Regions from separate parts of the Mus musculus genome. Here all the other regions are linked to region 1. The links are chromatin loops, found by intact Hi-C in ENCODE. Cell type or tissue: gastrocnemius. All regions are shown on one strand.

Region 1 (8,000 bases):
GCAGGCACTGTCTGCATAAAGCAGGAGGCTTAAAATTAGGAGCAGTTGTCAACACCAGAAGAGAGGTGGCTGTGTTTTGGTGTTTTAATTTATTGAAATGCATGGCAAAGGTGTGTATAACCACGCCTGGTGCTGGTTGGGCAGCAGTGTATATGCTGACTTACTGTTTCGTAACCTCACATTTAAAAATACAAAAAGTGATACATTGATGTTACATGTATTTTACCACAAATTTCAAGGACAGAATTTACTGTATTCTCACATACTAAGCATGTCCGTGCAGCCAGAATTACCTCCCCCTCCACCCCCAGAGAGCTCCTGCAGGCACAGGGGTTTTTAAAATAGTAAATGGCTGCCATTTATTGAAAGTGCCGTATGCACTGACCATGTCATTGCTGTCGCTGATCCTTCACAACAGCTGTCTGAAGTATGTGCCGTGACATCTGAGAGCACGGGTTAGGGAGCTGCCCAGTGCACCGTCCTGGCAGGTGGCAAAGCCCAGGGTGAGATGTGGGGCTGAGAATTCAGAGTGTGGTGTCAGGTGTGACCTGGGAAAAGCCCAGATGCTGCCATCAAAGGCAGCTGGAGTGTCTTAAGTGACGGTGGGAATGGAGGGAGGTGGCTGCAGCGTTGGAGAGAGGGGCGTTTGCCTTTGATCTCTTCCCGTTTATGATTGCTTATTGTTAGTTTGAGTCTCAGATGAGCGCTGCTTGTCAGAGTCTATTGACTGGGTTTTGTGTAAAGCTCCCCAGTGGGTACAATGTCCTTTAACTGACAAGGTCACTAGAAGTTTGAAACTCTGTAGGCCCTAGGAAGTAAGAAGTAGAGGGGTAGAAAAAGGCACATACAATTCTGGGCACCTGTGCACACTCCCGACATAGGCCTGTTTTGAGGTTGCAGCCATGGCCCAGTTAGTCACTGGCAAAGTCAAGTCCCTGTCATTGTCCTTTGTTATGGAGGAGTCTACACAGTCAACATGGAGGAGTCTACACAGTCAATAAAGCGGATTTTAGAGGAATGTTTAGGGGATGCAGCCTATCTCACTGTGCATTTTATTTGACTGCATAGCTTTTAACGGTTGCAGAGTTCTCTGGTCCTCTGACCCTGTTCTCCTAGAAGAGAACATTGCTAAGGGACTTTTCCTTTAAGGATAAAATTCTTTGTCCTACATGGTATTTAAGTGCCCCTTTTCACGGTTATGGAAAAGAAAAGTAAGGTTTGTACAGCAAAACGATATCCTGGAGTCAAGGGTAATAACAGGGAAGGGAATACAGAGCAAAAGACAGAGCAGATGGTGTGAAGGCCTCCCTCCCTCCCTCCACCACCACCAGCCCTGACAGGAGAGGAATGGGGCTCTGTCCTCCCCGGGGCAGCTGCCCCCCCATGTGTTCCTTCTGACTACCCCTCCCATCAGGACGTGCTCAGAAGGCTCCTCCCAGTGCACACAGGGTTGGAGGGGTCCTCGCTGACCCGTTGGGAGTTCTCAGTAGTAAAAGGCTTGCGTTCACAGCACTGTAAGTTCACCTTCTCTCCCCACCCCCGTTCTCACACTTTGTAACTGGTGATTTACCCACCTTGAAACAGCATGTCCTTAAAATGCAGTGGGTGTTTTACATAGGTGCAATCATGGCCTGACCCAGGACCTACTGAAAGCTAGTTTCTGTCATAATCAGGAAAAAAAAAAATTGGTTTGATTTTTTTTTTTTTTTTAATAAGTTTGGTGGTTTGGTTTGGTGTTCAAAACAGGGTTTCTCTGTGTAGTCTTGGCTGACCTGGAACTCACTCTGTAGACAAGGCTTGTGTCCAACCCAGAGGTCCTCCTGTCTCTGCCTCCCCAGTGCTTGAGATTAAAGGCATGTGCCACCACCACCCAGCTGGGGAAAAAAAAAGTTTGTATTACCCAGACATGTGATAAAAGTAGTTTCAAGAGTCTTATCTTTGAGTAAGAAGTACAGCTGTGGAATGCAGGAAGAATCCAGTATCCCTGGCTGGCCAGACAGCTCAAGGCTGGCTGCTCTTGGCAAAGCCACTTCCTGCCTCCATCTGATCTCCAAAGTATCTGGACTTCCAGCACCTGAAGCCGCAGCCCTGTGAGGGACTTGAGGATTAAAGACGGGATGGAAGAACAGAGTCTGTTACAAAAACTTAGAAGCCATTCTCAACCAGTGTCGGATTAAATCACGGGTTTGGGTCAGACAATAAGACAGTATCTTACCAGGTACGAGTGAATTAAAAAGCTGAACTGTAAGAACAGTTTAAAGAACTGCAGCTTTATAGGCTGGAGAGACAGCTCAGCAGCTCAGGCCAGGGAACCTACTACAGTTCCCAGCAGCTCAGGCCTGGGAATCTAGTCCAGACCCCAGCAGTCAGTCCTAGGAACCTTGTCTAGTCCGCAGAAAGCTGAGTGTGGCAGGCAGCACTACTTGTAACCCATTCCTGGGAAAGCAGACAGACAGGAGGAGTCACTGCTCACCCAGTCTCGCTAAATGAGCTAGCTGCAGGTTCAGTGAGAGTGAGAGTCCCTTTCTCAAAAACAAAGAAGAGAATAACTGAGAAAGATGCCCATGTAGTCCTCTGGCCTCTGTAGACATGCAAACACACTGGCAAGAATACCTGAACAGCATGCATCACACACACACACACACACACACACACACACACACACACACACACACACACACACACACACACAGGCACAGATTTTCAAATGCTGATTAACTACAGTAGCTCAAGTCAAGAATAAGGGTCCTGGGCTGGAGAGACGGCTCAACCGTTAAAGGCTAGGCTCACAACCAAAAATATAAGTGTAAGGGTCCTGTTAGAGATCCCGCTCCAAACCAACACTGTGTGCAGGACTGTGGAGGTGAATGGGTGCTGCCAGTGAATTAAATAGTTTTTGCTTGTTTATTTACCTAACAGCTTGTAGTAGATATTTTGAGTCTAGGACCAGTGAGAATAGAGTGTGAGAAAAATGCCACAAGATGTGACATTTGCCTTATAATGTGTGACTGTTTGTCATTTGTGTGTCACTCTTGTGAGGGGGAAAAATGGCCCAGAAACGTTAAGTCCAGAGTGGTGCTATCTTTCTTCTGAACAACTGTTACATTCTAATGTGTGTAAACTTATTTAGATGGCTACACCAAAACAAGACAGCTGATACTAACTTAAATTGGAAATTGCCTCATTAGTGAGTCAATTCATGATTACTCAGTCACCTGAGTAAGACTGGGCTTGTCCCCGATTGCAGCAAGATCCCCCAACATCCTGACATCACCTGAAATTGGTGCTCGCTCTTTTTCACTTTGATTTAACTAGAAGTAACTTGATGAAGGTTAGCATGCGTTAGGAGACAAGCCTGGGCTGCCAGCTCTTCATTCTTCTTCACTGTCTGGAGCGGTTCCCAGGCTGGGAGCAGTGAAGGTTGGTTGCTGTGAAGAGCCAGTGGGTGATCTTTATGTTTTTCAATGATGAAATGTCTCCATCTAGTGGAATTTCAGAGCAGTAAACACTCACTATTAAAATGAAGGTAAAGCCTTTTTCTTAAACACATGGTGGTCAGTATAACTTCCAATATGCATTTAGATGCTAGACTTACAACTACATATATTTCTGTGGGGCTAGAAATGGGAACAGTGCTGACTTAAAATGTTAACTTGGTTTTCTCCTTGGGGGTGGGGATGGGCTCCTGGCCTTGTGTGCACTAGGCAGGCACGCGGCCACAAAGCATCTACGTCATGAGATGTACAAGGCAGAGGCACACATGCACACATGCACGAATGGTAGCTAAGAGAGATGTTCACTTGACAAAGGACATGGCTCTCCTTGGGGGAGTTTTGTCTATGTAAATTCTTTGATGTGTATAAATATTTCAAATAAGAATATGGACACAATGTGATTATAATTAAACAGTTTTCTGGGTAAGAGAACTACAGTATCACTCTCATGGTTGATCTGTTAGTTTAATAAGGTTAAAAAGGAAAGATGCTAGGAGTTTCTTTGTTTGTTTGTTGTCTCACTATGTAGCCCTGACTGTCCTGGATCCCACTTTGTAGACCAGGCTGGCTTTGAACTCATTGAGATTCACCTGGCTCTATTTCCAAGTGCTTGGACTAAATGTGTGCTCTAACACCCCTAACCAAGAAATAGGTTTTATAATCCCTCAAAATTAGAGAGATAGCTCAGGAGTTAAGAGTGTGCTGCCAGCACCCACATCAATAAGCTCATAACCATCTGTAGCTCCAGCAGGATAGAGGTCTCTGGTATCCAAGGGCACCTCCACTCCTCTGCACATTACTGCATAGAGAGGCACACATGCCTACACATAATTTTTTAATATAATTTTTTAAAACTTATATTAGCACTTTGGGTGTGTGTGTGTGTATGTGTGTGTTTTCTACTGTTATTTATCTCATAGCCACACCCACTTGGATGAGTTCCCATTTTATTCTTTTATTCTGTGACTTTCTAAAGCCCCACCAGATGTCACTGGTCCTTGGTACCCCTGCTCAGAAGTTTTTTCTGTAGGGAACCTGAAGGAGGGAGGACTCTGGCTTAACAGGAGGCCAGGGTGTCTACCTAATGTTGACCTGGGGAAGGTCTTCCCAGCCCAAAATCAGTACGTTTTCTTCCCTGACTGAGCATCAACAGAGCCCAGCCAAAGACAATTTTAAAAAAAAGAAAAAGAAAAGAAAGGCCTGAGGTTTCTCTTGTTACCTTCACAGACTAAAAAAAGAAGAAAAGGAGGTGATGTGTCTGTAATGGTCAGAGGCTGAGGCGCCTAATATGGTGACCGGCAGGCCTGTTTCCCTGGCCCTCATAGATAGAGAGGCTTTCATTTGGTGCAAGTCACAGCTAAACTCCACGCACATGATCATTGGCCCACCCACTGTTAATGGGAGGAAGCTCACATGCCATAAACCTTCATGAATCCAAGCGTATGGATAATAGTTCTATATATAGTGACTGTAAACTGAGAGTCGGAAGTGCCCTTCCTGATTCACACTCTGAGAATTTTGCTGCAGTGGCTCAGAGATCTCTTCTGCCCTCCAGCTACACAACTGCCTGGCCTCCATCTGAATCTGGGGGTGGGGGTGGGGGGAGCTATGAATGTTTAATAGAGTAACATCCTGTTGAGAGTGTCTGAGGAAATCCTGTTATGTGGTGTTCTTATACTACCTGCAGAAGGTCATGTCTTCTTCCTACTTCGTCAAGAGCAAGCTTGATAGGTCCACTAAGCATACATCCAACCCTCACTGGGCCTCCTACTGCTTCTCCAAAGTAAACTGAGGCTGGTGTGTGTACTCCACACACACACACACACACACACACACACACACACCCCTCATTCAAGATTGCCTCCTACCCAGAAAGATGCTCCTCCCCGAGCCCTAAGTGGGAAAGTTTCCGTTTCAGGATCTCCTGATGATGCCCTTGAACTCCTCAACCTCCTACTGGGATTTCCACCCTTAGCTTATGTGGGGCCGGGTATTGAACCTAGAGCCTCGTGCACGTAAGAAAAGCACTCTGACTTCAGCGCGTGGTGCTTTGGATTTCTTAGGGCCCGTGTTGAAAGTTTGCAGAAGGGGGCACAAGGCTACAGAAAAGGCATAGGGTCGGCCTGCAGAATTCCCAGCTGGATGGTGCGTTCAATTCATGTCCCTTCTTTTCCTTTGCAGGGAAGGAGACTGGTGGGAAGCCCGCTCCTTGACAACCGGGGAAACTGGTTACATTCCCAGCAATTACGTGGCTCCAGTTGACTCCATCCAGGCAGAAGAGTATGTTGTTGTTGTTGTTGTTGTCTGTCTAAATATCTGCTTTTAATTGTCACATAAAATGCCAGTGACACAGCACAGGAGCGAGAAGACCTTTCCCAGTGGTTAAGGGTTGAGAGGCTACAGTCCTGCTGTGCTGTCGAGTCTGCGCAGTACACTGTTATTCACTTCGTGGTTTCCTTTGAGCCCGTCCGTTTTCTGATTGAGAAGCTCTATGTGAGTACCCTAGATGAAAACCCAGTAACTTGCTCCAGATGAAAAACCAATGTGGGGAAACCACAGCTGCAGTGTGTGTTACTGAGAGCCCACCGTGCGCCTGCAGTCTGCTCCCTGAGCACTTGGGAGGCAGATAATTATGAGAGATTAAGCCCACACACACACACAGGAGTCCTCTGCTTGATAATCAGAAATACTGAGCCTTCTGAAAAGACATAGCTTTTTGTTCCCCAGGCAGAAGAGCAACTTGGAAACTACTGCAGTTGTGGGCTTCGAGGGATATTTTCCTTGGACTGAGGTCTCGGTTGGTGTTGTGGCTGGTCGACCTTGACCAGCAGTTATTTGGCCCCACCCTCCCACTGGAGGGAGGCAGTTTTGGAAAGTGGTAGGAGTCTGGGGCTCTCAAAGGATGGCTGACTGGTCATTGTTCATTCTCTTTCCAGAGAAACCTGTAGGAACTCTTAGGAAATGGGGAGGGAGGTTGATGTCCCAAGCTCAGGAACATGGATGGCCTCTACCCCACCTACAGGGACAGACCTCACCAGAAAGAGAAAGGAGTCACTGTCGGTTGCTCACGGCCTGCAGCCTGCTGTGGATTTGCGGAGGCACAGCACAGAGGAGTAGACCTTCACCCTAGCCTAATCCTCATGCGTCCATCATTCTTCTTTAAGTCTTTTGTACTCCTACACTTCGATCTGTTTCTGCTTCTCCAGCACTGTGTTTTGAGCTGTTTTACCCCCTTCGTTACTAGTGTGTTTCATTATCAGAAAATAGGAAATATGTGTATTTGTATTGAATTTTTAGGACAGATTGGTAAATATCTCCTGTGTCTTTTCGGAATTTAAAACTTAACTACAAAGTAACATTCCTTTGATTTAACTGAGAATCCACTTGGGGGTGCATATTTAAGTCATATTTATAATGATAAGGTTTTTTTTTAATATTTTGGGCTTTTTAGAGTATAAGTTAGCTTTTTAAAATACAGCCTGTGGTTTTTACACGTGCAATTAATCGGTATTTTGCACAAGCAGCGTGTGGTTAAGTGTAACCTCTTGTTCTGCAGGCCTTCCTCTCACCAGTTTTACACAGCATTTTAATTGAGTTACTGATACAAACCAAAAAAAGACATTTCTCACATAGCTGGTGTCGTATCCTTTACAGCAGCTATTGCTACGCTGGGATTGTGGAGAGTTTGGGTACTTCTCAAGTCACTGAAGGTGACGCTCCTTCGGTGAAATTCTTTGACTCACAGAAGGATCTGATGGTGAACTTCCTAGCTACATTCAGGCATGGTGAATTGAAGCTTCATTTTTAAAACCATTTGCTTTCATAGATGAATACTGTGATGGTTTGGTCCTGAAAGCTGCTCCTACTCACAGATTCTGGTGGAATGTTCCAGAACTCTCCCTTGGGCTCTTGGCATACTTATCCTCTCATATACAATCCAGTGCTGAAATGTGAACGGATTGCCGGGCGTTGGTTAGGACTCAGCAGCTCAAGTGGAGAGACAAAAGACGCATTCCGGTCCTGAGGAGGCCTGTGAGGCTTCCTGCCACGGCACAAGTGTGCTGTCAGTGCTGTTGCAAGGGAATGTTAAAATGTCTGCACCACCGACTCATTTTTATGGACATGCCCATTAACCGTGCACAGCTTTCTCTCAGATGTGCAGTAAGCAATCCCTGCAGCTGTGTCAGAGAAGCGCAACTGCAGGGCACAGGCCAGGTACTTGGTAAACGCTCCTCACGAATGCTGGACAGGGAGAGAAAATCAAACCAGGCTTCCAAGAACAGCAGCCATCTCAGATCAGGGGTAGAGCTGAGTTCCCGTCTTCAGAATTCCTGTAGGTAGAGACTAAGTAGAAGTGTTATCTGTCTTCCTTCTTTATCCATCCTGAGTGGGCTCCTTTAAAAAAAAAATCATGCTTGATTGATGATCCTTATACTAGAGCTGAGTCTTGGTATTTCCCAGGAGTTGTAATTATGCTCAGAAATCAAGGGTCGTACAGCTGAGCTA
Region 2 (8,000 bases), 640 kb before region 1:
CCCACTTTCTCCTCTATGAGTTTCAGTGTCTCTGGTTTTACGTGGAGTTCCTTGATCCACTTAGACTTGATCTTTGTACAGGGAGATAAGAATGGATTAATTCACATTCTTGTACATGATAACTGCCAATTGTGCCAGCACCATTCGTTGCAAATGCTGTCTTTTTACCTCTGGATGGTTTTAGCTCCTTTGTCAAAGATCAAGTGACCATAGGTGTGTGGGTTCATTTCTGGGTCTTAAATTCTTTTTTCTTTTCTTTTCTTTTTTCTTTTTTTTTTTTTTCTTTTTTTTTTTTTTTTTTTGGTTTTTGGTTTTCGGAGACAGGGTGTCTATGTATAGCCATGGCTGTCCTGGAACTCACTTCAATTCTATTCCATTGATCTAACTGTCTGCCTCTGTACCAGTACCATGCAGTTTTTATCACAATTGCTCTGTAGTGCAGCTTGAGGTCAGGGATGGTGATTCTAACAGAGGTTCTTTTATTGTTGAGAATAGTTTTTGCTATCCTAGGTTTTTTATTCCAGATGAATTTGCAAATTGCCTTTCCTTACTCAGTGAAGAATTGAGTTGGAATTTTAATGGGTATTGCATTGAATCTGTACATTTCTTTTGGCAAGATAGCCTTTTTTTACTATATTAATCCTGCCAATCCATGAGCATGGAAGATCTTTCCATCCTCTGAGATCTTTGATATCATTCTTCAGAGACTTCAAGTTCTTATCATACAGATCTTTCACTTCCTTAAAAGTTAGAGTCACACCAAGTTATTTTATATTATTTGTGACTATTGTGAAAGGTGTTGTTTCCCTAATTTCTTTCTCAGCCTGTTTATCCTTTGTTTATAGAAAGGCCACTGATTTGTTTGAGTTAATTTTATATCCAGCTACTGCACTGAAGCTGATTATCAGGTTTAGGAGTTCTCTGGTGGAATTTTTAGGGTCACTTATATGTACTATCATATCATCTACAAATAGTGATATTTTAAGTTCTTCCTTTCCAATTTTATTCCCTTGATCTCCTTTTGTTGTCTAATTGCTCTGGCTAGGACTTCAAGTACTATATTGAATAGGTAGGGAGAAAGCGAGCAGCCTTGTCTAGTCCCTGATTTTAGTGGAATTGCTTCAAGTTTCTCTCCATTTATTTGATGTTGGCTATTGGTTTACTGTATATTGTTTTTATTATGTTTAGGTGTGGGCCTCGAATTCCTGACTTTCCAAGACTTTTTATCATGTATGGGTGTTGGATTTTGTCAAATGTTGTTTGGGGGCCTTCTGGGGCTTACTCAAATTTTGACTTGGTATTCTTTTCAATATCAGTCAATGTTTTTAATATTAGGGATAGCAAAATAGTTGCCAAATACTTAGCTTATATTTTCCCAACCTTCAAAAAATAAAATAAATTCACATCTCTCCTTTGTGATCCATTCATGAAAGCTTCCCCTGTTCTTGAAACTTTATATCACAAATCTTTGACTGGCATTTAATGCAACAGAGTTCTTTTTTTTTAAATATTTTTATTAGGTATTTTCCTCATTTACATTTCCAATGCTATCCCAAAAGTCCCCCATACCCCCCCCCAACTCCCCTACCCACCCACTCTCACTTTTTGGCCCTGGCATTCCCCTGTACTGGGGCATATGAAGTTTGCAAGCCCAATGGGCCTCTCTTTCTGTTGATGGCCGACTAGGCCATCTTTTGATACATATGCAGCTAGAGTCAAGAGCTCCGGGGTACTGGTTAGTTCATAATGTTGTTACACCTATAGAGTTGCAGATCCCTTTAGCTCCTTGGGTACTTTCTCTAGCTCCTCCATTGGGGGCCCTGTGATACATTCAATAGCTCACTGTGAGCGTCCACTTCTGTGCAACAGAGAGTTCTAAAAAAAAATAAAATAAATAAGGACACAGCATTCTATTAAACTATTAGGATACCTTTGTTCACAATTGACAAGCAATATTCATCTTTTACTCCAAGTTGCAAGAGGATATACAAGAGGTAAAGACTAACCTTAAGGGTCTTTATATGAAATAAAAGGAATGCAGCCAATGTCTGGATATGCAAATTGAACTGGAGTTCTGATCTCTGCCTTGAGCTTTGGCTGGTCTGATGTGACTGGAGATAAGAGGTGGTGGAAATGATAGCTGTCCCCTTCCATGATCCACTTAGTCTTCATAAAGGAATTCCAGACCCATGTGTTCAGGGTGGGAAAAACATTCTATGTCATTGCCATAATAATGGTAATGAACTAGTTTGAAAGCTTTAAAGAAGTTCTTCACATTATTTCCTCTTAGCCCTGTGTCAAATGACATAGAAAGACACCATTATCTCCATTTTACAGAAGAGAGACATGAGTTATCTATGGTGCACCATAGTATGGAATATGCTATGGTTTTATCATCAGAAACATATAGTCTTGTGAGTGAGGCAAAAGGTAGTGAAGGAGCAATCAAGGGTACTCAAGAGAATGCATACCAATTAAATACAAATCAAGTCAGTGCAAATTAAAAACAACAAAATACAATGCTTGATACTATTAATGATGAATGCTGGACATGTAACTCTCAATGTTGACTAGATTGTTAAATAAATTATGTAGACACTAGTGATTAAATTGGAGTTAACTTTGTATAAAGAGAGAGAAAGCACACATATCAGACAAGGAGCATATTTAAAAAGCCCTGCAATAGAGCTGTAAACTAGATATGGAAAGAAGAGAGGGCAAAGAGTAGGCTGGACTGGTGGGAATAAGCCTTGTTAAGATTTGGCCATTGGGTTGGAGGGTTCAAGGCAGAGTTCGAAGGTGCTCCCTGAATTTGTGAGCCCTGGGAGAAGCATTACAAGAACAGGAATGTGATTTTAAAAATCATCTTTAGGAAGACTGAAATGATGAGAACACACTAAGCACATACTAGGGCTATAACAGAGTTGAACAGTTATTATTATAACAGGGTTTAAAATGCTGGTGCATTCTTCCAGAGACGAGGAGCTATCAATCTATACAGTGGTCATGAGGATTGAAAAGACAGAAAGTAAAAGGACTAAATTCAGAATCAGAGATGCTTCAAAGGCTCTCTCCAAGGGTGAGAGCCCCAGGAGGGGATGCTCTGCTGACTCTAGAAAGGGGAGCTAGGCAAAAATATAACTTAGGAATGAAAACTGCTGTGCAGCTGTGGACAGCAGAGTGGAAGCTAGATGAGATACATATGTTTTCACGTATTTACACTTATAATTGCTCATGTACAAGGCCTAATAAACACAGTTCCCTGCCCCTCCTCAAGGTCCCAGAGCTGAACCAGCTTACAAAAAAAAAAAAAAAAAAAAAAAAAGTCATTACTTTTAAACCTTGTGACTGGGATTGTTAGAGCAGATGAGCCCTCCATTGTAACAAATGTAAATTAAAAATTTCGATGTGTGAGGAATAAGATTTGAGGAGTATTTGCAGTCACCGGATTGGAAAGGCTAACAAAAGTAGTTAAAGAGCAAGAGAGCCCTAGCTTCCTCTGAAAACTGCACCATTCCCTTCTCAAGCATCATGTGTTAAAAACTCACATTTACGGTCAAAGGTGAGAATGGCAAAATTAATCCAGAAAGCAGAGTTACTCTGCTGAGGAGACCCATTTGAAAGTGAAATAGAGGTCAAAACCCCACTCTGACATAGAAATTGGAAACTGCCAGATGTTCCAACACTCTAGTACAATTCAAAAGGGCAGGAGTGGAGGATTATTAACCATTACAGCTGGCAACGTAGAATTTATGTTTTCTTTGTTATGTGAAATGTACAGTCATAACAGAAAACATTAAAAATATGGGCAGGTTCAAAGAACGTGTCAGAAAACAATATAAATCAAATCTAGGTGCAATGAATAGAACTGCCAGCAGAGGGCCCACTTCAACGCCTGGCAAATTCTCAAGGCAGACAAACTCCAAAGGGAAAAGACTTTGATTGCCTGGAAACTTCTGATTCCAATCGAAAATGTTCATGCCCAGAAATAGCACAATTGACCTTTCTTTTTTATAACTGAGTTACAAAAGCAATATTTAGACTTTCAGGTCTTAAGGCTTTCTTTAAAGTTTTTCTCACCATGCTTTCTGCTTAATGAGAAATTTTATATGACAGTCTCAATGTCATATTTCGGGATAATGTAGACATAGAATACCTGAGGGTGGAAGAGTGACTTTCACAGCCTCTCTACAGTACTTCAGACTATCTTGCTGATAACACAAACAGCCACTCTATAAAACTGGCTTTTGGCGGGGTTGGTTTGGTTTTTTTGCCGCATAATCCCTAGGTGGAAATGTGCAATTTACAAACACAGGAAGGGTGACTCTGTAGCAAGGAATCTTTAACAACCCAAGGCCTCAGGAAATGCACATCTGTTAAACACCATGTTTGAATGTCTGATCAAAATCTCCTTTGCATTTTTAAAAGACATCCGTAGATCATCTTGCATCATTTTAAGTCAGAATGTCTCTATTTCGCGTGACATTCTCAGTCAGCTACTTTTAAATAATTGTGAAAAATATAGGTGCCAACAAGACTTGTCTTGACATGTATTTACATCTGCGGACTGTCCTTGGAGAAAACTGTGATTTTTCAAAGTTAGGTAAGGTAGTTGACTTTTTTACTTAGATGTCCATTTCTTGCCTTGTCTTTGGATTGGAGGTAATATGGTTATCTATATCAAACGCCAAAAAGCTTTAGCCCACAAAGCCCAAATCTAGCCTACTGCCTAATTTTGTATGAACTACAAGGTAAGAATAGGCTGTATATTTTAAAATGGTCTTTAAAAGTCAAAATAGATGTAGTTTTCATGACATGAAAGTTATATATGAAACTGCTCACTGACCACTGTTTGATCTTTCATCAAAAGTTGTGGAATTTGTTTGCTTTCTGCTATACAAGCATTTACCTGGTAAGCTCAATTTTGCTTCAAGTCTTATGAAACCTAAAACACTATATTTACTCTCTAGTTCTGTATGGGAAAAGCTTGCCAAATTCTGAACTATGTCCTCCTTAACGCTCCTTGTGTTCTTCTTAATAATAAACCATGTTGCCCTGGAAGCACTGGAAGCAAAGAACTTGCAGACCTAGTTTCTCCAGGTAATCAGTGTTTGGAATTGCCTGAGTAGCAACAAGAAAACTGCTGTTTGCATCCTAGACTCAGAGTTCAACTTCTCTGGCCTGTGGTCTAACCAGAACCTCAATATTCTTGAAGATCCCCAGGTGATTCGAGTATGCGGTTTGCAGAGCTCTTTAGTTAGTGCTTTGGCAAATGCAACCCCTGCCCCCAGCTCAGGGGGCTCATTTTTGCTCCTTTAAGAGACCCAAGTGATCCTTCCCACCAGCCCCATGGGCTGGTGGCCTCCGGTTATTGAGGACAAAGTGGGCAGAGGCAAGGGACCGGTTCAGGACAGCTGGGAATACGGAAGTGTTGACTGACTTCTAAGGTCTGCTTCAGTGAGGCAACTCAATTTTATTCAGGGTGATGAAGGGTGGTTATAGATTTGGGGAGTGGGTAGGGAATCCCAAGGTGGATATACATTATTGACTAGGGTGGAGGCCTAGGAATGCTTCATCTACATAAAGAAGAATTCCAAGAACCTGGAGGGCAGGTTCTTATCCGAAGAGAGGAAGTTGAAGGGAGAGAGGAAGTTGAATTTGTAATCTGGCCACTGACTACTTCAGAGGTGAAGATGGTAGAGGTAGAAGTAGAGGTCGAGGTCGTGTGCTGGAGCGAGCACACAGGCTAAGAGCAGGGAGAGAGCTCTCCCAAATCCTACCAATCCTAGGATGAGATTTTGGGGTTTGGGTCACCTCTGAATCTCACATTTGCTTCAGGCCAGCTCCTGGAATGAACATCTCCACAGCCCCACAACCCCAAACTCTCCAAACTCCTGCCAAGTTCTTCAGTCCAGCCACTCCAGGACCATCCTAACAGCTAGTTTCAAGCCAGCCCATCACAGAGCTGGCCCCTTTTACTTTCTGAATGAAATCTCCTTCTTGTCTGTTTTCTCCTCTCCAACAGCATAGTGATTGAAAAGCGGTCTTAAGCCTAGCAGGTTTTAATGAGAGGTGCGGCCTGGAACAAATTCCTGAGTCAATGTGCTCATCTATGCCTTCAATAATAAGCCTGCTTTTAAATGTTTAGCTCTTAGAAATTTTAAAGATCACATGAGCTTTTCTTACTACTTGCTTAGATTGACACCACCTGGGCCCTTGTTAGGTATTTAGAATCTCAAGGCCCTTCTGGGCCTTAGAACCAGCATCTACATCTTACTGGCTTCCCAAGATGGTGTATACACATACATGCATTACATTTTAAGCAGAGCACTGGAAGCGTTGAAATTCACTAGACACGGGGCTGTCTCTTCTTTAAGGCTGGCTTTTATGCACAAACTGGTTTGCTTACAGTTTTTAAATCCATCTATCTACTATGAAACCAGATGAGGCTGTGGCAGGATTGGAGGTGATTAAGACAAATAAAGTCACCTTCATGCCTCCCTCTGATAGTCATGATCCTAGAGGTGCATAGCTAGTGAATTAAAAGAGCTCTTGTAAAGCTTACACACATACATGCACATATATACACATACATACATACATACACGTGCATACACACACACACACACCTGATGATGGCCTGCTGCAGAGCCTGTGGCCTGCTTCAGACAGCAGGGCCTCACCCAGTTGTCCTTGGACATTGTCTGGTAAGAGTGAGAAGTTGAGATCAGATGGGGTGCAGAAACTAGGATGTGACTATTCAGAGTGAGAAGCAACATGGAGACCAATAAATGCCAACACGTGGAACAGAAAAGTGGGACGCAACCCTGTCCTTGTCAAAGATTTCTGGAAGGAGATACGATTTGACACAAATCAAAAGGTTTATAAAGTTAACATGTTGAGTGGAATACCAAATATAAGCTGAGCTGCCCTAATCTCCGCATCGAAACCTGAAATTCTTCAGAATCTGGAACTTTCTGGGTACGGAAATGATGCCATCCATGGGAAAGTCCACATCAGAACTCATGTGACCCTGCAGTCCAACCTCATGTATATGAAAGCAGGATTTCACTTTAGAGACATGGCTTCATCAGGAACCCCCTGGGCGCCTACATTTAAGTCAGTTTTCTGTGCCTTCAGAAGGGCCAAGCTGGAGATTGTCTTAACTAAGCATTTATTTCTAAGTTAGGGCGGGTCTATAAAAGCTAAGGGAAAAAGAACATTCCATAATTAACTGAGGTATTTGGGTCATATCCATGGAACTGAGTGAGGTCATCTGCAGATCCGTGTCAAAGGCAGGATGCCGAGTACTTACTTAAATCCCTAAGTACTGCATGTTCATGCCACCCTGTGTTTTACTGAGCATGAGAAGTTTTGCCTTTGACTTTTCTCAAAGCGCTGGTAGAGGGGCTGGAGAGATGGCTCAGCGGTTAAGAGTACTGACTGCTCTTCCGAAGGTCCTGAGTTCAAATCCCAGCAACCACATGGTGGCTCACAGTCATCTTTAATGAGATCTGATGCCCTCTTCTGGTGCATCTGAAGACAACTACAGTGTACTTAGATATATTAATAAATAAATTAAAAAAAGAGCTGGTAGAGGGCTGAGATCATGAGGTCTTTAAACTCTATGTGGTCAAAGATGCTCTAGAGGAAATTCAAACATCCCTAATTCAAACAAGCCGATGTTTACTGAACACCTGCTCAGTGCTGCTGAGAGGTTGAACTTCCCTACCTGATAAGTGAGCCAGAGCCAAGTCCTGTCCATTTTGTCTAAAGGGAAAAGAGAGAGATGTGGTAACACAGCCAAATGTTACCATCTTACCCCTCCCTGTTTTTACAATGAGCTATGTTGCCTCGGTGCAAGGTCTCCATTACTTTCCAGATGAGAGGTCTGATTTCCTTTCTTGATCTATTCATTTTGAATGGATGCTGGCTTGCTTCAGCTGAGTTATCAATCCAGTTTCAAATCCAGATATTAAAAAAAGAAGGAGGAAGTGGGG
Region 3 (8,000 bases), 280 kb before region 1:
ATCTGTCCATTGCTGAGAATGGAGTGTTGAAGTCTCACATTATTATTGTGTGGGGAGTGATGTGTGCTTTGAGCTTTAGTAAAGTTTTTTAAATGACTGTGGGTACCCTTGCATTTGGAGCATAGATGTTCAGAACTGAGAGTTCATCTTGGTAGATTTCTACTTTGACCAGTATGAAGTGTCCTTCGTTATCCTTTTTGATAACTTTTGGTTGAAAGTTGATTTTATTCAATATTAGAATGTCTACTCCACCTTGTTTCTTGGGGGACCATTTGTTTGTAAAATTGTTTTCCAATCTTTTACTCTGAGGTAGTGTCTGTCTTTGTCACCGAGGTGCGTTTCCTGTATGCAGCAAAATGCTGGGTACTGTTTACATATCCAGTCTGTCAGTCTATGTCTTTTTATTAGGATTGAGTCTATTGATGTTAAGAGATATTAAGGAAAAGTGATTTTTACTTCATGTTATCTTTGTTGCTAGAGGTGGAATTATGTTTGTGTAGCTATATTCTTTTGGGTTTGTTTAAAGATTACTTTCTTGCTTTTTCTAGGGTATAGTTTCCCTCCTTGTCTTGATGTTTTCCATCTATTATCCTTTGTAGGACTAGATTTGTGGAAAGAGATTGTGTAAATTTGGTTTTGTCAGGGAATATTTTGATTTCTCCATCTATGATAATTGAGAGTTTTGCTGGGTAAAATAGCCTGGGCTGGCATTTGTGTTCTCTGAGGTCTATATGACATCTGCCCAGGATCTTCTGGCTTTCATAGACTCTGTTGAGAAGTCTGGTGTAATTCTGATAGGTCTGCCTTTATATGTTACTTGACCTTTTTCCCTTACTGCTTTTAATAACCTTTTTTGTTTAGTGCATTTGGTGTTTTGATTATTATGTAGCAGGAGGAATTTCTTTTCTGGTCCAGTCTATTTGGAGTTCTGTAGGCTTCTTGTATGTTCATGGGCATCTCATAATGTTTAGGGAAGTATTCTTCTATAATTTTGTTGAAGATATTTACTGGCCCTTTAAGTTGGGAATCTTTGCTCTTTTTTGTACCTACTATCCTTAGGTTTGGTCTTCTTATTGTGTCCTGGATTTCCTGGATGTTTTGGGTTAGGAGCTTTTTGCTTTTTGCATTTTATTTGACTGTTGTGTCAATGTTTTCTATGGTATCTTCTGCACCTGAGATTCTCTCTTCTATCTCGTGTATTTTGTTGGTGATGCTTGCATTTATGACTCCTGATCTCTTTCCGAGATTTTCTAACTCCAGGGTTGTCTCCCTTTGTTATTTCTTTATTGTTTCTATTCTCATTTTTAGATCTTGGATGGTTTTGTTCATTTCCTTTGCCTGTTTGATTGTGTTTTCCTGTAATTCTTTAAGGGATTTTTGTGTTTCCTCTTTAAGGGCTTCTACCTGTTTACCTGTGTTCTCCTGAATTTCTTTAAGGGAGTTAGTTATTTATGACCTTCTTAAAGTCCTCAATCACCATCATGAAAAGTGATTTTAAATCCAAATCTTGCTTTTCTGGTGTGATGGTGTTTCCAGGACTTGCTATGGTGGGAGAATTGTGTTCTGATGATGCCAAGTAACCTTAGTTTCTGTTGCTTATGTTCTTACACTTGTCTCCCACCATCTGATTATCACGAGTGCTACGTGCCTTCACTATATCTGACTGGAGCCTGTCCTTCCTGTGATCCTGGTTGTGTCAGAACTCCTGGGACTCTGAGATCCTGGTGTGACCAAGCTCCTGGAATCCTGTTAACCTTGTGATCCTGGGCGTGTTAGAGTGCCTGGGTGTGGAGCCAGTGTAACTGGCTTTGGAGTTTGCAGCCAAGGTCTGCTCAGGGCACTGGCTCAGACCAGAAGGAACCCATGCCACTGGTTGGGCTGAGTTCCTGGATGTCTGGGTTCTGCTGGTCCCAGTTACTCCCGGTGTTGGGGCAGATGTGTCCTCCTCACCTCTAATCCCATCCAGTACTATATCTCATGGCAAATATGTACAAGCAGTGACTCCAGTGCCCATCATCCACTGAATGGACTGTCAGAGACAAACAAAGCTTGCCATTAGAGTGGTGAAGATATACATTGGTAATTGATTGACTATAGATAGGTGAAAGACTATAGCCTGAGCTGACTTCAGCCTCAATCTGCAGAGGAGACTAGGAATTTTAAAGGGAGAATGGATGGGGATCAGCGGGAAGGAAAACAGAGACAAAGTAGATAAGAGATTTTCATAATCTATCATCTATAATGAAAGCCATTATAAAATTATTCAAAAACTATAAAATTATGTTTTAATATTGCTTGTGTATGCATGTATTCTGATATATACACATATGTGTGTATATGCATGTGTGGGAGCCAAAGTTGGGCATATTGGGGGTCCTTTTCAATTGTTTACCACCTTGGTTTTAGAGACAGGGTCTCTCATTGAACATAGGCATCCCCCTGTCTCAGTTCTCATGATGTCATTCTTCCAGCCTTCCTGCCCCCAGTGATGAATCTCATATAGGTGTATGTTGCCAGGCCTGCTTTAGAGTTTATGTGTGTGCTTGGGATTGGACACAGGTCCATTTGCTTTTTAAAATAGTCTTATAAGAGGAGCCTGGTCTACTCGATATTTACTGCCACTTGGCTCTTTCTTCCCACAACGATGGAGATGCAGGGGTCCTGTCTTCAGGTACCGACTGCGACAAGCATTAAGTTCTTTTAATAGCTTTGAATGTTCTAGTCAGCTTGTTTGGGAAGCCTGGGGCCGTTCATGGGGGGTGCAGCTTTTGAACTTTAGAAACTGTGTTAGTGTTTGTCCAAGTCTTTGTAGGTCAAGGTTGAGGGCTTGTCAAGAAGAGAGCCCGGAGGAGCCAGCCTGGAGTTGAGCCAAGAATCGAGTCTTTGTCAGAACAACAGTCGCTGCCGAATAGGAAGGAGTAAAGTATCCATGTAATGTATGTTTTATTTCTGACAGGTAACTTTTCATCACGCCGTGAGCTTGTGTGAGCAGTGGTGGTATGGGCTGGTTGTCCCTGAGAGCCATGGCTTTGAGCAAATGCCTAAGCCTTGTTCAAAGTATGAGGAAAGCCCAGGGGACAGGAAGTTTGTCACACACAGCTTAAAGCTACAGGAAGGCACACAGCACCTCCATTTTGAAACTTAGTTTAAAAGGCTGTTTCAAGCCCCAGCCCAGTGATCACAGCATCCACATATCAAGACTGTGTTGGCTTTAAACGTCTCTAAATTTATTCTATTATCTATGCTCTCATGCCCCAGACCTCAGACTCCTGTTCCCATCACAAATCTGTGAGGTCACAGGCCAGGAGCTGTGATTTCAGCCTTTCTCCAGTAGAATTCTCCCAGCTCCTGACAAAGTCAGAGGTCACTCTCTGCCCCCATTTTTCCTTGGGAATGAATACCATCGACAGAGCTAACTCGGCCTGGAGAGCAGACCCTGGAATATTAGGTGTGGGTGAGGCTGAGATCAGAGCTATAGAACAGGAAGAAACCTACACTAGCCACCTGCTGTTATGTGGAAGAGGTAGGGTCACGGAGAGGATTTTGTTTTCAAAGGCAACATACAGCCTCATATGGGAAAAGGGATGGCAGCCCAAGGAAGAAGCCATAATGAACTAGGGTGAACAGGCACTCTATTCCCCTATGGAGAATAGCCTTCCCAATAGCTCTCTGGGATGGCCCTGATCTTCTATCTTCCAGTGCCATGATGATTCATATCCCCCACACGCACACACCCACGCGCACATTCACGCACATATACACATGCACAATCACACTAAGAGAAGTTGATGACTATGATATCTTTGAGCCAAGCAGGAGAGCCTTTAAAAATCAAAGCCAGTGACAGGTTTGAAGGAAGGGGCAGGGGAGGCAATGTGTCGAGTATCACCTCCAAGAGTGAGTGGTGCAGATGAGGAGAACTCTTCAGACCTGGATCCCGGACTTCTCTACCAGGGAAAACAATGGGAAAGTGCCTCCTTTGTTCCTTTGGAATTCGATCAGGATTCCCATTTCATTGTGTAGTCTTTGCCAAATGCAAATTCTAAGATACCCACTAGAGGTCGCTGTTCGTTACAATCAAACCCGGCTCCCCCGTTGGGCGGGGAAGCCCGAGCCGCGTGGTCTTCACTGCAAAGCAATCTGCAGACTTCAGTGAAAGAAAATCAGCTCCCTCACTCCCCAGGGTAGGTTCGTGCTGCCTGCAAGGACATTGCTTTTCATCACAGAAGTCAAAAGAAGATACAGCAAATCATCAAAGAATGTTTTCAACACCCCCCACCCCCGCACAGTTTGACTTTTCAACGGGTTCCAATGCCTCCCCCACTGCCCTATTGTATCATTTCTTCCCAGACGACCATCAAACAATCAGACCCGAGTAGAAGCCAAGCTGAAATACTAACTATATGTTTGTTGATCGCCACTACTACCCCACACCACTGGGGCTTATTTCTTTCTCTGCTGGGCTATACCCAGAGTATAAAATAACCAAGAAACACGAGGAGACAGCAGCAGTAAAGACCCTTAGTACCTGCAGCTTCTCTCAATGGTTAGAGCTCTGAAGGTGAAGAACGAGAGTGTAGTCAAAGCTGTTATCAATGTACCAGGGCACTGCCCGGCTGCCTCCTAGTCTATCCGAGTAGGCCCTGAGAAGCTGACCACTCTCCAGTAGAAGGCCACATGTGCAAGCATATTTGGGCAGCACAAATTGGTTATCAGAGATTTTTAAGAAACAAAAACAAAACAAGACAAAACACGCACAAAGTTGGGTGGACGGAAAAGAGAATGGACCAGAGAAAAGTTGGGCAAGTGAGGTAAATAAAATCAAAACATGTCCAAAAAAACTAATGAACATTTTAAAAATGAAGTTATCTATCTTTATAAAATTACACAAGAATTAAGTAAGTGCATAGCACTTTGCATAGCATTGTAGTAGGCACTTTATATTTTTAAATTTTATTTCTACTCAAGTTGGCCTGGACAGGGGAGAGACTGGATATAGGGAGCAGTCAGGGACTATTTTCCCGCTGCCCCTCAAAACCGGAATGGACCTGAGCAACACGCACAAGACAGGCAGAAGGAAGGATGGCCAAGTGTGCAGCTCCTAGAAGAGCTTTGAAACAGCACCACTGGTCTGAGCCCAGAGCTCTCTGGACCACACTCCATCTTTCTCTCCACTTAAGACTGCAGTGCTGTGTTAATGTCCTCTCGGAATACAAGTGGGATGGCTTCCAAACCACTTGGATGCCTGTATTGGCATCACATTGGTGTCAATGGCCTGTGAAAGCCAGTTCCGAAGGCTCGGGTGAGCAAGGGGGCTGCTTCTAGACCAGTGGCTCTCAACCTCCCTAATGTGGGACCCTTTAGTACTCATGCTGCGGTGACCCCCAACTGAAAGATTATTTTTGTCACTACTTCACAACTATAATTTTGCTACTTTTATGCATTGTAATGTAAATATTTGTGTTTTCTGATGGTCTTCGGTGACCCCGGTGAAAGTGTTGTTTGACCCCCCGGGCTGAGAACCATCATTTAGACTATCCTGAGACAATGAGGCCCAGGCTTTCTTCAGTGTGGTGTTCTCTAGCATTCAAGGCTCAGGATGGCCTGTTTGCACCCTCTTGTGAGGTCCTGTGTATGTGAGAGAAACCAACTTAAGTAGAAACCTGTGACTCCAGGCCTTGTCTCACAGGGAGACATCTCTTGACACTGGCACAAAGCCCCTCAGAGTACAGGCAACCTCCCTGATGCCAGATAGCATTCTGACTGAATGGAGCTCAGATTATTCTGTGCCTGCCAAGACGTACACCTATGCTGCCTCCCAGCCCCCATGGTAGCAGGTGTCACAGAAATAAGTGGATAAATGAGCTACAGGGACACGTAAGCCGAAGGTTTTTAACAGCTGCTCAGAAATAGAGCACCTGCCTAACTGACTGGTGAGTCAATAGGGCTTTCTCTCATGGAGCCTGGAGCCGAGGGTCATGTTCAGTGTTAACCTGTCCTTTGTTGAGCAACAAAACCCATTCCTGTCAACTTTGTACAACCTTGGAATTACATCTGAATCTTAGATTTCACTCATATGACTTCTGCTCACCGCCTTATACTCTTCAGAGTCACCTTGTCTAACTAAGTCGTGCGGTCCCTCTCCATACAGTCTGCTGACTGATGATTCAAGCAGAGTTTCCTGTTTGGTTTCCTGATATTTGAACTCATCTCTTGTGCAGCATCTGGCCTAAGCTGGTTGAGGGTTCTCTACTTGAGCCACCTCAAGCAGCAGACAGCTTCACAACCTCCGATGTTCTGATGGCTTCTCTTCCTTAGGCTTCCTCCTGTCTTTCCCCTGTGCCCGAAGCCTTTCCTGATGGCATAATCAATGACCCGAACTAACTGGCTCCAACCAGTTTCCACCGTTGCCAATGCTACAAGAATGGGTGATGAACTCCCCACGCAGAGGCAGGGTGGTACACATGCGAATCTCCCAACTTTGTCCCTCACAAGTACCTTGGGAAGAACAGGCCAGAACCAGGTCTCACGGCTACTTCCCATGATTGAAGCAGAGCAGATGAGTTTCTGCATTTTAAACAGCAATTCTTGGGAAGAAAGGCCTCCACAGCCCACACATGCAAACCCACAATAGCACTTGGAAGGTTGTCATTCAGGGTAGCTGCTGTATCCCAATCTAGCTCCACAGTGGTGTCTCTCTGTCTCACGTGATGCAGCCAGGCTGAGGCCAGGATATGACCCAGGTCTTTCCACTCTTAGCATCTTCTCTTGTAACTTTCGGCTGGCTCTGCATGGGTGACTATTCAGTTCTTCACCAGGGCAGATTCCTCTCCAACCTCATCTGCGATCACGTTGCTATCATAACGTAAAGACCGACTCGTGTATAAAACTGTTCTGTGCCCCTCTGCAAAGGGCAGGTATAACCTACAATGACTTTTATATGTGCACCTATTAGCTCAGTCAGCCAGCGCTCTAATTTAGCCTGTAGGTATGAGTGAAGGTTCAACAGCATGTTCTTACAGGTGTATTGGCAGCAGCAAAACCTGTGACACCAGAAAAGGAAAAAGGGGACAAATTTAATGTGTGCATCCATCCAGATGTGAGTAAATTATGGGTTATGCTTCTCTGTATATTTGTATTTTTAACCCTGGATGAGTTTATTAGTTTATCAAAAGTGATTATAGTTTGCCCTTTTATCTACCTCTTCATAGTCCTCTTTATTAATAGTAGTTCAGTAAATACTCATATTTTGCTGGTGTTTTGTTTTGGTTTTGGACAAGGTCTAATCCTAGCCTAGGTGTTCAGTAACTCTGTTTTTAGCCCAGGCTAGCCTTGAACTCTAGGTAGACTAAGATAGCTTTGAACTTTTCTTTTTTAAGATTTATTTAATTATTATATGTAAGTACACTGTACTATCTTCAGACACACCAGAGGAGGGTGTCAGATCTCATTGCAGATGGTTGTGAGCTACCATGTGGTTGCTGGGATTTGAACTCTGGACCTCTGGAAGAGCAGTCGGTGCTCTTAACCGCTGAGCCATCTCTCCAGCCCAGCTTTGAACTTTTAATGCTCTTCCTGAGTGCTGGAATTATAGGCATGCACTACTATTGTGCCTGCTGATAACTTTTCACATAAATATTTTCTATTCTAAATCTGTTTGTTAAACAAATGTATATTGATTGTGGTGAGGTTATGAAGGTGCTGACAGTCACCTTCAGATAGGGGAGGGGAATCCTGGTGGCATCTGGGACAGCTCTCCACAGAATCCCATCTCCAGCTCTCCATCTAAGTCCCTCTGCTGTTCCGCCCACACTCACGCCACCGGAATGCGTTCACCTCTCTATCGATCTTCAGTGGGAACAGCTTCCTCCTGCTTGCTTTCCCTTTTCTCCATCTGACAGCTGAGAACCAAGAATTTCCAGTTCTCACAGGGTCTCAGAACTTTTAACCACTCAACTGCACATCACTGGGGTTGGGGGTGGGGTGTCAGTCTCCAGACC

The links. A loop is a pair of places that touch in the nucleus more often than their neighbours do. Peaks named below come from ENCODE experiments on the same cell type or tissue, not always from the same donor. Only the 100,000 strongest peaks of a DNase experiment are listed, where the experiment ranks them.
Region 2: a loop joins it to region 1, with 8 times the contacts of the local background. A loop is called at or near these places in 3 of 42 quality-filtered maps.
Region 3: it touches region 1 in a loop (7-fold over the local background); 38 of 42 quality-filtered maps call a loop at or near these places.

The regions. Positions count from the first base shown.
Region 1 is chr10:39,517,079-39,525,078 of GRCm38, forward strand. Fyn (Fyn proto-oncogene) reads left to right here. Exons shown (of 14, transcript NM_001122893.1): 6 at 5,676-5,774. Among named protein-coding and RNA genes, the nearest start is that of Gm40627, 69 kb to the right of the region's middle. In gastrocnemius, a CTCF peak has its summit at 3,493 (motif pointing left); DNase peaks (open chromatin) are centred at 1,393, 3,397 and 3,712; H3K4me3 peaks cover 196 bases; H3K27ac peaks cover 2,894 bases.
Region 2 is chr10:38,872,188-38,880,187 of GRCm38, forward strand. No RefSeq gene overlaps it. Among named protein-coding and RNA genes, the nearest start is that of Rfpl4b, 54 kb to the left of the region's middle. In gastrocnemius, a CTCF peak has its summit at 3,874 (motif pointing right); a DNase peak (open chromatin) is centred at 3,879; H3K27ac peaks cover 696 bases.
Region 3 is chr10:39,235,969-39,243,968 of GRCm38, forward strand. No RefSeq gene overlaps it. Among named protein-coding and RNA genes, the nearest start is that of Gm31562, 4.8 kb to the right of the region's middle. In gastrocnemius, a CTCF peak has its summit at 4,060 (motif pointing right); DNase peaks (open chromatin) are centred at 2,821, 4,101, 5,226 and 5,801; H3K4me3 peaks cover 554 bases; H3K27ac peaks cover 187 bases.